2 separate regions of the Mus musculus genome follow, and region 1 is linked to region 2. A link is a contact called in ENCODE Hi-C data. All regions are on one chromosome and are shown on one strand. The core of a region is the stretch at or near the end of the contact, and the rest is flanking DNA. Distances in the headings are between cores, read along the strand shown.

The links. Hi-C counts contacts between places; a loop is a spot of excess contacts on that map.
Region 1: a loop to region 2 is called in a map of heart, with 2.8 times the contacts of the local background. The contact joins the enhancer-like site here to the promoter of C030034L19Rik in region 2. A Hi-C loop is called at or near these places in 4 of 37 maps with a recorded cell type or tissue (all heart).

What each region holds. Positions count from the first base shown.
Region 1 is chr3:9,437,558-9,444,024 of GRCm38, forward strand. Zfp704 (zinc finger protein 704) reads right to left here. Exons shown (of 9, transcript NM_133218.2): 8 at 2,228-2,325; 9 at 1-1,341. The coding sequence ends at 1,230. Among named protein-coding and RNA genes, the nearest start is that of C030034L19Rik, 38 kb to the left of the region's middle. Within about 2 kb of position 4,819, at least 1 of the 3 ENCODE cell types and tissues checked has a DNase peak (open chromatin) inside an H3K27ac peak, as active enhancers do; it is heart, where a contact is called at or near this core.
Region 2 is chr3:9,398,517-9,405,589 of GRCm38, forward strand. C030034L19Rik (RIKEN cDNA C030034L19 gene) reads left to right here and starts at 4,504. Exons shown (of 4, transcript NR_160691.1): 1 at 4,504-4,723; 2 at 6,302-6,413.

The DNA of each region.
Region 1 (6,467 bases), core at 3,569-6,068, 39 kb after region 2:
AACAGCCAAGTACATCAGGTTCCAATGGCTGGAACCCAGCCTAAGCCTTGGCCCTACTCAATGGAGAGAGTCCTATACCAAGATGCATCTGCCTTTGGGCATCCTGTAAGTTAGTTTCTGAGCAAATTCTTAATTCATAGTTTCAATATTCCTATAAGACAACAAAGTTTAGCGTTCCATTATCCATATACGTCACCGAGTCCACTAACTCATCCCCTAGCCATCCCCTCGCCATCTAGAAAAGTGCACTCACAATGGAAGTTGGCTTGATGCCCTAGTGGATCTTTCCCACAGCTATGCTCTGCTGGAAGCAAACCTGCAGGCCAGTCTGGAGTTTTCTACCTGGGCGGGGTTGGAGAGCAGAATGCTAACCCAGAGTCCTGGCTATGGTCTTGGCAGAACCAAGCAGGACACACTATCCAGGCTGCAGTGTGTGTGATATCCCTGAAAGCAGCATCAAGGTTTACCAGATTGCTACTAGCGCCAGCTCTCGTCTGAGCCATGGCAGGCAGAGACTTAGTGGTGCCACCACTCACATGGGATCCAAGGACGATTTTCAGATGCTTTCTGCAGTGCCTCTTGGTGTCCTGACCTCAGGTGATGGCTGAGGTGACTCGCACTCACTGTCAATCACTTTTGGCCTTATGTAAGTTACTCAGGGCCTCCAAGCTAACATCTTTACAATGGTTCCACTTGGGGTCCTTCTTGAAAACAAAACAGACATAGAAAAACTCTTTTTTGAAATACATCATGATCAGACTGATCCAAGGAGTCGCACGGAAAAACAGAGAGATGCCTATTCACAAGGTAGGTACTATCCTTTATACAAATGCTACCTCAGACTGTGTAGCTTATGGGTATATTGTGTAGCTTATGGGCATATTGTTTTCAGTGTCAAAAACCCTCGAAAATGCCAGAGTTCAGAAAGCTTATCAAAATGTGCCTTCTCTCTAGGTGAAATGGGCCTGGTTGGCTAAGCTGCTACAGAAGACCAGCTTTAAGACCAGACTGAGAGCTAAGGAAGCGGGCTTTTCCTTCGAAGGAAGGTCCTCCTTGGCGCTCTCGCCTGGTTCTCAGAGCAGTGCAGTGCTGATTTTTTGCTGTGTTTTTGTTTTTGTTTTTGTTTTTGTTTTGCTTTAATTCCACCAAGGAATTATATTCCTGGGATTCCAGGCAGGGCCTTCCCTGGGCCTTGAGTAGCTTCCTTTGGAAGGAGAGGCAGGAATGGCTCAGTCAATGAACCGCTGGCAGGCCTTCTTCCAGCGGCAGGCGGTGCACCACATGTCCCTGTTTTCCATCCCATAAACCTTGCGGCACTTTTTGCCTTCTCCTCTGGGCTTCCTGTAAGAAAGACGGCACACAGACAGCCTTAGGGACAGGAACGGGGCGGCCTTCTGGGGAGAGTTGCAAAGAATAAGGGGGAACAGAAGACAAAAAGCCCAGCATGGAGTAGGACTTCCCGTAGGGCTGGGGACTTCTCTGGCCACTGTGATTACACTGTTTCTAAATCCCATTCATGGAAATGTTTCCTTGGCCATGGTGTAAGCGTAAGGGGTAGACACAAGAGGTGGGGACTGTGGAGGGGGACCTGGGGCAGCCCTGCTCACCAAGCACGAGGAGGACATTTGGAACCTATATGGAGCTTGATGTGATAGCGCGTGCATGCAATTGCCTGTAATCCCAGTGTTTATAGAGCAAGGTGAGAGATGCTGACAGAGATCCCTGCAAGCTCTTGGACCAGCTTGACTGCAGTGGGTGAGTGAGACACCCCACCAAGACAAACCCCACATATGCACCATATGCATCTTCTGTCTCCACCCCCTAGTACCCTGCCTACTACAAAACAAGCAAACACACAAACAACAACAAATATACACAAAACACATAACATCAGAGAACAACAGTGCTCTTCCAAATTTTCAGTGTCTTTCCAGTGTTCAGAATTCTGGCTGAGGCTTCCTAGGAGACTCTCCTAGATGTAGACTAAAACTAACTAACTGTTCCTATCATAGAGAAGTTAATCGAGGACAGTGAGTACAGCTCTCCAGCCTACACACTACAAGTGCCCTTAACTAGTTACTGGTTAGGAAACCACGGGAAGGGAGGGAAGCGCGCTCATGGCCTGGGAAGACATTTTACAGTGGGTCATATTTCCTTCCCTTTTGCTAGTTCTCCATTTCTTAGGAAATAAATCCCTTTGAGGTGAAGTAGCATCAAGCGGTCATACCTTAGGGTGACTGTCCCTCTGGGCGGGGAGGACAGGGCTGTGTGGGCGTGCTGTCTCTGCTCTCCTGAGCCTGCTGTGGGATGATGTGGAGGAGACACCTGGGAAACAAGGACAGGCAGGTTGACGGACAGATCCTCCCCCTTCCCTTGCGTGTTTCCCAAAGCAGAAAGGTTTTGTTCTCAACTGCAGAGTAAAATGAACGTCAGGGTTAAACTGCCAAGGTTAGGAACTCTGGGATTGCAGCTGGTACGAGACAGCTATGCTGACCTGATAACTGCTCTTTAACTCACCTCAGAGCCCAGAGAGTGGGGGAGTGCTGCCAACATTTCTCTCATTGTCATTATCTTCCAAACTCCCACAGAAAAGCCCATTATCTCTAAGCAAACAACGGCCTTTCCAGCTCCAAGTTCCAAACACTTCCACAGTCATACTCTGAAAACCAATATGGCCAGGTCTACTCCAGCCACAGCCCACTGTCTTGTGCCACCTCTGTGTGGGCTCAGGGACAGAACTCAGTCTTATCAACTGTTTACCCATGGAGCCATCTCACTGGCCTGCTCTCTACATTCTAGTTTTTGTCTTGTATCTCAAACGTGTCCAAAAGTCTACCTTGAAGTCAACTTTACTAAATATAAAGTACACTTTGTATCACTACGGATAGTACCATATGCTATTATTTATAAATAAATACAATTATTATGCTATGTGCCCACACCATGCTTACTCAGTACGTATGACTTCCAGTGAGTTTAAAGGACTCTAACTTGTAGTTTTTCCATCATGGCTAATCTGTTCAGATAGTGAGTCACATGAGGTATCTGGAACACATGTTTTTACATAGGAAGATTTGACTTTGTCGTTTCCCACTCTGACAGCAGGAACAGTGGGCATCCTGCAACACGAGCTGACTGCCAGCTGCTGTGCTGAGCAGTACAACTCTACAGGGCTGTTTTGGAATGGAAGCAATTGCTTAAGAAAGGTCGTATGAGTGCCTCGAGGTCAGAGTTGATGGGTGCTATAGCACAGGATTCGGATTTGCAATGCACTTCTATATATGTTCTAGAGAATGTTCCTTGTGATCTCCTGTCATATGGACTAGGAACGATTTTTGACTGAAGGAATCTTTCAGTAGCATTTTAGACCCTGCTTCTAGGCAATGAAAAAATAAAACCCCAGCATCTTCAGAGTTATTGTTCTTGTGGTCAAGACAGAGTATATGACAGCATGGCTCACAGGAGATGTTTATCCTGGTTCACAGTTCAAGGAAATGTTCTCTACTATGGTGGGAGAGGGTATGGTAGGAGCTGGGGTACAGCCTGATCAACTTTTGAGTTTGCAAAGCAGCTCAGGCTGGAAGCAGACATGAACTCTGAGACACAACCACAGCAACCCACTTCCTCCAGCTAGACCCCACCTCCTATTTTTTTTTCCTATGTGGTGGAGGTGGGTCTTGAACTCTTGATCTTTCTGTCTTTTCCTCTCAAGTGCTGGGACTAGAGGCAAATACCACCAGGCCTGGCCTCCCTGCTTCCCCTAAAACGTTATGTGGAAAATTTAAATCCTGAGCCTGGCTATATTAAAAAATAAGCCCTTCAAGGAATTAAAGTTAGATGAGGTTATAAGAGTAGGGCCCTGCAACAATAGGATTAGTGTTATAAGAAGAGATACCAGACAGTGCACTTGAGTGCACACACTTCAACCAGAGACTGTAGAGGGCCGGTATGCATGCTTACCTCTCTCAGCCCCCACTTCCATCTCTTACTATTGACCGTACACACCAGAAAAAGCCAGGTGAAGGCACAGCTCTAAAGGCGGACAACTACAAACCAGGAGAGAGCCCTCACCACATGTAAAACAGCCGACACCTCGATTCTGGGCTTGTAGCTTCCAGGAAATACACTACTGCCACTCACACCGCTCAGTCTATGCTGCTGTAGTAACTCTCCTGCTCACTCCTAGGCCTCAGGCTAGAGAAGCACGTGTGCGCGGCAGGGCAGTGGTGTCTACAGACGCAAGTCTGCACGGCTACACGTTGGGAAGGGCTTTGATGCTGGGGTTCACTAAAGCAAGTACTCAAGAAATCTCGCACAGAAGTGAATAAAGCAAAAGTCAGGAGACCCGGGACAGCTCAGAAGGGGCTTCCCATAGGAAGTCCCCCAAGGCTTCTCTTCAGCACTAGATCTCAGGGGTGGACCTAGGAGAGCAACCTCAGGGCATTCGTTTGGGAATACAAAGACAGAAGAGATTTTCAAGCCGATCCTGAAGCCTCGATGCAGTTAGGAAAGTGAGCCCACCAGCAAGGGCACAGGACGGGAGGCACCCAACCTTGTGTTCTTTGAAAGCACTGCCAGGCGTTCAGGAGTATAAGGAATAATTTTAGAGCTACATTCCAGTCTTTCTAGAGTCAAACTAAGCATTTAAAAATATACCCACAACCTTAAAATAGGAGCAGCAAGCTTGACTGCTGAAGTGTTTATCTCGAGTCTTGGCCGAAGCAGATTACAAACCAGAGACTCTAAGAATAAATTAGACATGGGAGGCAGAGGCTGGGGGAAGGCTCAGTTGTTATAGCTCCCGCTGCGTACTGATGAGGCCCTGAGTGTGGAACACAGTACCATGCAGAATGGACAAGCTACACGCAGTGCATCTGTAACTCTGGAGTCGCCGTGGGAGCCCGGCCAATCCCAGGGCCCTCACTAGCCAGCCAGTCGGTTTACCTAACGTGTGCTCTGGGTTCAGAGACCCTGCCACAATACGGGGCAGCAGCTGAGGAAGGCAATCTGTGTCAACTTCCGGTCTACACACACATACCCATAAAAGTACCACCCATCACAAAACAAAATGAAAAGAATAAATGAGAAACAGCCACAGAAGGTAGACTTTCCAGTTGACCCAGATACTACATCTATCTTCTGTGCAATCTCCCTGCTAGGATGCCCCTGGAAACTAAAGCAGAAATGAAAAAGGGGGGGGGGTTGCATCGAGACTGAGGCTATCAACAGCTATAAAGTCCATGGAAGAGTTCTAAAATTTCATTGTTGGAAAACAAACAACACAAGGAATCCTGGCTGGCATGCTAAAGACACTTTTAGGAACTGGGAAAAGAGACAGCCGGTACAAACCAGAACCATGTCTCTAGAATGGTCTAATTAAAAAGAGCAGAGTAGAGCTGGGTGGTGGCACACGCCTTTAATCCCAGCACGTGGGAGGCAGAGGCAGGCAGATCTGTGAGTTCGATGCCAGCCTGGTCTACAGAGTTCCAGGACAGCCAGGGCTACACAGAGAAACCCTGTCTCGGGGCTGGAGAGATGGCTCAGTGGTTAAGAGCACTGATTGCTCTTCTGAAGGTCCCAGCAACCACATGGTGGCTCACAACCATCTTTAATAAGATCTGTCACCCTCTTCTGGTGTCTAGAGACAGCTACAGTGTGCTTACATATAATAATAAATAAATCTTAAAAAAAAAAAAAAAACCCTGTCTCAAAACCCAGGCCTCTCAAAACAAAATACAACAAACAACAACAACTCCCCCTTCTCCCAAACCCCAGCACAGCATAAGCCAGGCACGGTGGATCTGGAGACAGGATAGCACACTCAGGGTATGCCTGGGCTGTAGAGTGAGTTTAAGTGGGAGAGGGAGAGGGAGAGAGGGAGAGAGGGAGAGAGGTAAAGGGAGAGGGAGAGGGAGAGGGAGAGAGGGAGAGGGAGAGAGAGAGGGAGAGAGAGAGAGGAAGAGGGAGAGAGGGAGGGGGAGAGAGGGAGAGGGAGAGGGGGAGGAGGAGGGGGAAGGAGAGAGATATGCAGGTGCCTAGCCAGAGGCCTTGCATTCAGTTGTGAACACCAAGTGGAGCGTGGTGGCCAGGACAAGCTCTTCTCACACTGATGAGCCAGCCGTGTGGCCTATGTGTTTGGAATGCTGTGAGGAGCTGAGAAACTGCTGCACTCTCAGCCTGTAGCTGAAATTGGAACTATAGCTTTCACTTTAGGTGTGATGGTGGCTAATCTTCATTGTGAACTTGACAAGATTTAGCATACACACCTCTGGGAGTTTCTGGGATAGCTTTCCCAGGAGGAAGGAAAGATCTATGCTGAGTATGGGTGGCACCATTCTGTGGCCTGGGCCTGGTTGGAAAAAAAAAAAAAAAAAGATGGAGCCAAGTGGAGCACCAACTGGAGCACCACCATTCACCTTTCTGCTCCAGGCCATGGATACACCTACTGCCATGCCTTCCCCACCATG
Region 2 (7,073 bases), core at 3,254-5,753:
GAAGGAAAGATCCATTTCCTCACCCACCTCTGTCAGTGCACAGAGGCAGTCCCCCAGGGGCACACAGAGGCAGTCCCCCAGGGGCATTGTGTCCTGGACAGGAGAGCAGAGCCTGCTAAGGACGTCCTTTTCTCCTCCCTGTCTTTGAATGAGCACCGGGGCAATGCTGTGAGGCTCTGAATGGGAAGTGGAGCTAAAGACAGAGGTGCCTGGGCCTTCCTGTGTATTCAAGGTCCCCATTCACAGGACATAAGGAAGATGGGGTTCAGATTCACCCCATGAAGCTCTGGGTAGAACATCCTGCTCTTCCTAGGGAGAAAAACCAAGTCTCCTGTAACCCCAAACTGAGCTGGCCGGAAAGCATATTTTAAAGCTTGGAAAACTTGGGGGCTCACCAGTTACATCACACCAAGTGATGAATGACTTCTAGGTAGACAGGCAAAGCGGCCCAAGTGAGTCTCAAAGCAGCGGCCTGTATGTCTAGACTCGCAGCCTCCCTTGCTGTGACCCTCCAATTCAGCTCCTCAGGGTGTGACCCCAACCATAAAGTCTTTTGGATGCTATTTCACAACTCTAGTTCTGATAGTGACAAATCATGATGTAAATATAGGATATACAGGATGTCTGATTTGTGACCCCAAAGAGATCTTGGCCCAAGGTTGGGAACTGTCTAGAGCCAAGCTCTGGAATCCAGGCCTCAGGCTTCTGTCCTGCTAAGATGCCCTTATGTTGTAAGCTGTTTCAAAGCAGTTAAGTAGGAAATTATTTAAGCTTTTTAAAAAGCATTTATTTTGTGTGAGGTGGGGTGGGGCAGGGCGTGTGCACATGTGAAGGTCAGAGGACAACAGTGCTTCCCTCCATCCACCACGCAAGCCCTGGGCATCAGACTCAGGCCACCGGGCTCCTTTATCTGACAATCCATCTCATGGGCCAGGGAAATGATTTTAAATTGAATGTGCCTGTCCAAATACTTGCAGGAGTAACTTCTATGAAATTTGAAAAAAATATATGGTAATGTTTGTGAAGTTAACTTGTTTGCCTTGAAAGTGCTTCATGTACAAGTTCCAGTGAGACAGTTATTTAAAATATTAAAGGAAGAGTAAAATGTCACAGTTTTATGTAAAAAGTAACCAGAAAGCACTGGATGCTGAATCTTTGATCTGAAAACTTATATGTAGGTTTATTTACTTCCAAAACACAAGACTTAATCTTTCAGCCTTAGTCTGACAACTCCAACCCCACCCCTGGCCCCCCAAGATAGGGTTTTTCTGTGTTCCCCTGACTGTCTGGACACTTGCTCTGTAGGCCAGGCTGGCCTCAAACTCAGAGCTCTGCCTGCCTCTGCCTCCAGGGTGCTGGGATAAAAGGTGCCCCCCACCCCCCCACCCCCGGCTGGTATTTTTGTTTTATGTGTATACACAGGCTTCATATGTAGATGCCAGTGAGGGCTTAAAAAAGGTATAGAATTCCCTAGTTTGGGAATTGTGAGCTGTGCAAAGTGGGCACCAAGGCCCTCTGGAAGAGCAGAATGTCCTTAACCTCCAAGTTGTCTGTCAGTCCCCAACTCGTGTTTTAAAAAAATCTATATCAGGCCTGGGGATATACCTCATCCGATAAAGTGCTTGCTTAGCATCTGTGAAGCCCTAGGTCATAGAAAGGCGGTGGTGCATCTCTGTAATGTCAGCATTTTGGAGGTGAAGGGCAGGTGGTCAGGAGTTCAAGGTTGTCCTTAACTCTGCAGAGAGACCAGCCTGAGATAACTGAACCCTGACTTAAAAAAAAAAAAAAAAAGAAAAGAAAAAGAAAAAGAAAATTAGCAGAAAATAAAATTGAGTGGTCCACCAGAGGGCAGTATTTGACAAAGGTTTGATAACAAACATCACTCATAGAAATTATATATGCTTCATTTATTGTATCAACAATGTGGTTAGTAGAAAGAGTTTCCTTCCATCCATACAGTTTCAGAGAGGGAACCTGAGCATGCCTTGTTCCTACAGGGCATAAATAGTTCTTTATGCAGTGCATCTTGAGATTTTTTAAAAAAATGTTTGTTTTATAGCTTTTAAGATATAAGAAGAAGCAAAGGAACTCAGAGTTGTTACATGGCACTTTATAGCCTGGATAGAGCCCATTGGCTCACCAAAAAAAAGCTCAGTTGTTCTAATTCAATCTCCAAAGCGCTGTTTGCCCTTCCTGGGAAACATCCCAATTTGGCTGCATTCCATATGCTAGAAAAAGACCAGAGCCAGAGCCAACTGTAGGCTTGAGGGAGGCAGAGAGGGGTTTCAGTTCTCCAGGGGCCAGGAGAATCACTGTCACACCCGTGGGGCAGTCCTGGCTGGAGGGGGCTGGGCATCGGCCCAGATCCTCAATAAGTCAACGGTAACTTCTTTTATCCTCAGGCCAGGTAGCTGCTTCCTGGTGGTGGGGTTTAACTTTTCTCTCCTGTGTTTACAATTAGGAAAAGAAGCAGCACACGCTTGTGGTAAGCAAACACTACAAGTTGGCACGTGATGTCATGTGATAAACACACTTGGGGCTGCCTCCAGGTGAAGACAGAGCCAAGACTTCCTGTTTGCTCTTCAGAACTCAGGCAGAAGCCTGACCTATAGCCATGTCTATCCTTGGTATATATATTCACATACATGGACATTGTGCATACTTTGGTGTGTCTGTGTGTCTTTGTGTGTGTGTACATACATGTGCAATATCGCATCCTGGGAATCTTTCTGTCTCATTGCTTAGCTTTTTCCATTTAATTTTCTCAGAGAAACATGGCTTCATTCCAGGGACCCTAACCGGGGTTTCTATGGGTGTCAGGCTGCTCTGACACAAAACAGAGAAGGAAAGGGGAGCTATTATGTTGTAAAATATTGATTTGGATGTTTATTGGCTTGTTTATTTGTTTATTTTGCTGCAGAGAAATGAGAACTGGAAAGAGCATACTGGATATCAGCTAATGTTTTCTGAGCTTCAAATGCTCTCACGGTTTTGGTCTGTAAGTTGTCCCCGGTGATGTTTAAGTCTTGTTTGTTTTGTTTTGAGACAGGTAAGACAGGGTTTCTCCAGGTACTCCTGGCTGTCTTAGAACTCATCGTGTAGACAGGCTGGCATCTAGCTCTGCTCCACCTGCCTCTTCCTGGGATTAAAGGTATGCACCACTGCCTGGCCTGATGGGTAATCTTGACTGGACTAAAAGATGCCCCAGTAAAGCCTGCTTCTGGCTGTGTCTGCCACAGGGCCTGCTACACGGGACAATACATAAGTGAAGGCAGTGTCACCCTACAGGCTGCAGTCAGATAATCTGACCCTCCTCGTCTACCCCATCCTGCTGCCTTACCACAGGCCAGGAGGCAGTGGGGCCCAGGCTGAACCCTCTGAAATCATGCTACAAAGGAAATCTCTTGGGCTCTAAGTAGCTTTTCTCAGTCATTTGTCACAGCAGTGGGTGTCTAACTAAACGGCCCCGCTCCTTTCACTGTCCTTCTGGACCCTTGGACCGGTCAGTTCTTTATGATCTCATTACAAATGCCCGACATCTCAGGGAAGACAGGAGAGCAAGGCCTCCTCAGAGCACAGAGGGGTTGACACGGGTCCAGAACTTTTATACTGCAAGTCTCTGGTGGCTCCCCGCCATTTAAAAGCATGTGTAGTGTTTGGCTCTGAGTTATCTGGCTGTGACATCTGTCACCTCACTGATCGCAGGGTTGATTTGACTGATCTGGCTGGCTAGGCAGGGGTCTAGCCCTTCCCTTGCTGCTCCATGTTCACCTCTTCTGAAGCTGTGTGCTTGATAGCCTTCCCCAGCATAAGTCTGCTCTTCAAGGGTATACGAATAGCTGTGCTTGGCCCTCTCTGCTGGCTAGTTATTGTTGACTAACCCTCTCCACCAGAGTATCATGTCTGTGAAACATATTATCATTTCTATTGATATGGGAGGGCCTAGCGCACTGTGGGTGGTGCCATCCCTAGGCAGGAGGACCTGAGCTGTAAGAACTTTAGCAGAACAAGCCCAGGAGAGCAAGTCAGTAATGAGTACTCCTTTGTGGGTTTTGCTTCCGTCCTGCCTCCAGGCAGCCACCTTGAGTCCCTCTTGATGGAATATAAAACTGTAAGCTGAAACACTCGCCCCATCCACATGGGTTTAGTCAGGGTTTTATACCATCAGCGGAAAATCAAATAGAATAATCTCCAAACAAGTGCCCAACTGTGGATCAGTATAGTTGAAATTGCACATAGAAATCCTATGGAAAAATTGTATTTTTTACATTAAACTCTTTGGTTTAGCTTTTATAGCCTTGATTTGAGAAATCCTTTTGGTTTCCCAAAGATTCATGCATTTTATCACTTAGAACGTTTTGGAGCCTGGACTTGATTCAGTCAAACTCTCTTTGAGTCTTTGGCTGGTTTCCACAGTGGGCTATTACCATTTCCTGCTGCAGGAAGGCAGTGCCTTATGCTGGAACTAGATCACAGAAAACCTGCAATAGCCACTTCCTCCAGGCACTCGTGTGTCAGCAAAAGCTGAGTCCCCAGCAACCGCCTCCGAGCCTTCCCCTTTGTTTCCCTCAGTGATGCTAGGGTCTTGAAACTCAGCCCAGTACAATCATTGGTGTTTGAGCTGGCAACTGGGGGTCTAATTGCCAACTAAGATGGATATCTCTGGCTCTGGAGAAACAGCTGGGATAGGACATTGTTGCTTCTCTGCGGCAGGCAGCTCATGGTAAGTAGGCACTGTGGGCATGGGGCAGCTCGAGGTTCAGCAGGATCCTCAACGGCACCACGGCATTAAACAGAGGGACCCATCAGTTAATTCTAGGGGTTAATATGTAATTTCTCAGAAGTGAGATCCAAAGGTGGTTTTGCTCTGTTTTGCCTTTTAAGTTCCAGGCCTGTGGTTGGTTAGATACCATCATTAGAAGGATGCTCCGGGGCTGAACAAACAATGATGAGCAATTATCTGGGTCTGCAAAGCAGATGTGTTTAGGAGAGATTGGAGGCAAACTGTGTATAAACTCTGACAGTTATCCAATTGTCATGCTCTGGAGCTGGGGATAGAAGCTGTGCAAAAACTTGTGAGAATGACCATGATAACAAGGCAGGCAACATATGGTGGCTGGGCAGTGAGAAAGGAACTGGCTACCATGAAGTCTCATGGGTACTGACTTTAAGATGTACCAGGGATATGTCAGGAAAGGGGGAACAAAATGTGTTTCCTTCTTAAAGAAAACAAATGAAAGGACCTTGGCTTAGTATACTAGCCTGTTTGCCTGGAAACCTGATAGAAATAGATGTGAGCTGTGTTGCCAGGCAACAGGGCTTATAGAGAGAATGACCTATGACTGACTGGCCAGCCTCATAGGAACTGAGGGAGGCCATGAAGAAACATAACTGATATGATAACCCCGAGCTTTCTCAGTGCAGTGACTTGCCACTGGGCACTTCCCTGGATGAGGCCAGGGAGTTCTGGCTGTGGGATCCTAGTGGCAGGAGGAGTCTGATGCTACAGTCCTCACCCTTGACCTTTGACTTAGCTCTGAAAACGAGTCCTTGGTCTCTGGGACTCTTTCTGCTATTTCCTCTACATTGTCCAGGGGAGCTATCACTGGGCAAGGTGTCTTGGATTCTGAAAGATCTTTCTAGCTGAGACTAAGCCTGTTAAGAGTATATATGGTAAGAAGAAAAATACTGGGATTATTTCTCTATTGTAGGCAAGAGATCAAACAAACAAACCAACAAAAATGTGAAGATTTCTTTGTCCTTGTTAAAGACAGCAATATCCTGGTGTGATGTGATGACCCCACCAATAAGCCAACATATGCCCTTAGCATCCAGGACAGCCAGTGTCTGATGGTGTGTTATGCTTAGTCAAGAACTATTGGGAAGCTGATATCAATACTCAGTTACCTTATTTCAAGCCTCGTGTGAGTTATCCGGGCAGATACACATCAGTCTAACCCTTCCCTCAAGCAATCTGCATCTGCTTTGACGGAGACCCCTTAGGACTTTGTCATTTTGTAAGGGAGGGGAATGGTGAATGGATAGTTACTCTTAGAGTAGCAGAAGTAAGCCTTCTGTTGGGGGCCACTTTAGATAAAGTGTCCATTTGTTTTTCCACAAGCTCATGCCCGAATGCTCCAATCAGCTCATCTTCTGCCTACTCTGTAATTATCATCATCGCCATCACTTCCATTATCATCGTGGTCAATATTATCATAGTTTACAGTATTTTCTGGGAACTGTCATAAACACTTTATTTAGATAATCTTACTAAATTACCAAAATTGCCCCCATTCTGCAGATGCAAATGCCGAGTTTGGACCAATAGGATTCAAACCTTGGTGGCTGCCTCCAGCATGCACTCTTTGCACTGCTCTGCTTCCTCCTGCCACTCTGGTGACATTTGCGTGGAGGTGAGGTGCCCTGTGGGTTTTATATGCCTGAGCCATAAAAAGTTAATGAACTGAGTCCTGTATCTGCCTGGACATAAGATGAATTCTTCAAATGTTTTATATACACTGTGGATTTAGGTCAGATGTTGTACAAATATATGTCTCACTTGGAAATGGGCTATATAGAAGTTACAAAATGTTCTTTCCTGCACAGGACTTTAAAGATGCACATTAATAAACAGACTACTAGATCCAAGTTTAGAAATTAATATCTAACATATTCCTGTTAAGACTCTGCAAATGGGACTTCTTTTAACTTCAGTGAATGTGTGCAAGCTTAATTTTATTTCATTCTTTTGGAAAAATCTTAGAAATTTTATTTTGAACTTTACGTCTTAAAAGAGAATGTTCTGCAGATTTTTAAAAACACTGAATTTTATGAAGCACAGGAAAGCAGAAAGCTATTTAAGCCGTCCAGTTTTGCTTGGAATTGTCCCAAGATTCCAAGGAAGCTTATTTCTGGTCTTGGGGCTGTCCTGGTCCTCTGCAGCTGACACTGTCGTCTGACTTGCTCCCAGGGCACCACCCATTGCTCATCTGTTTTGGCAGTCACCTGTGTGGGCCGCACAGTTTCGCTCTTCCATTCCCTCTGCTACGAGAAGGGCATGGGAGGGCGGTGGC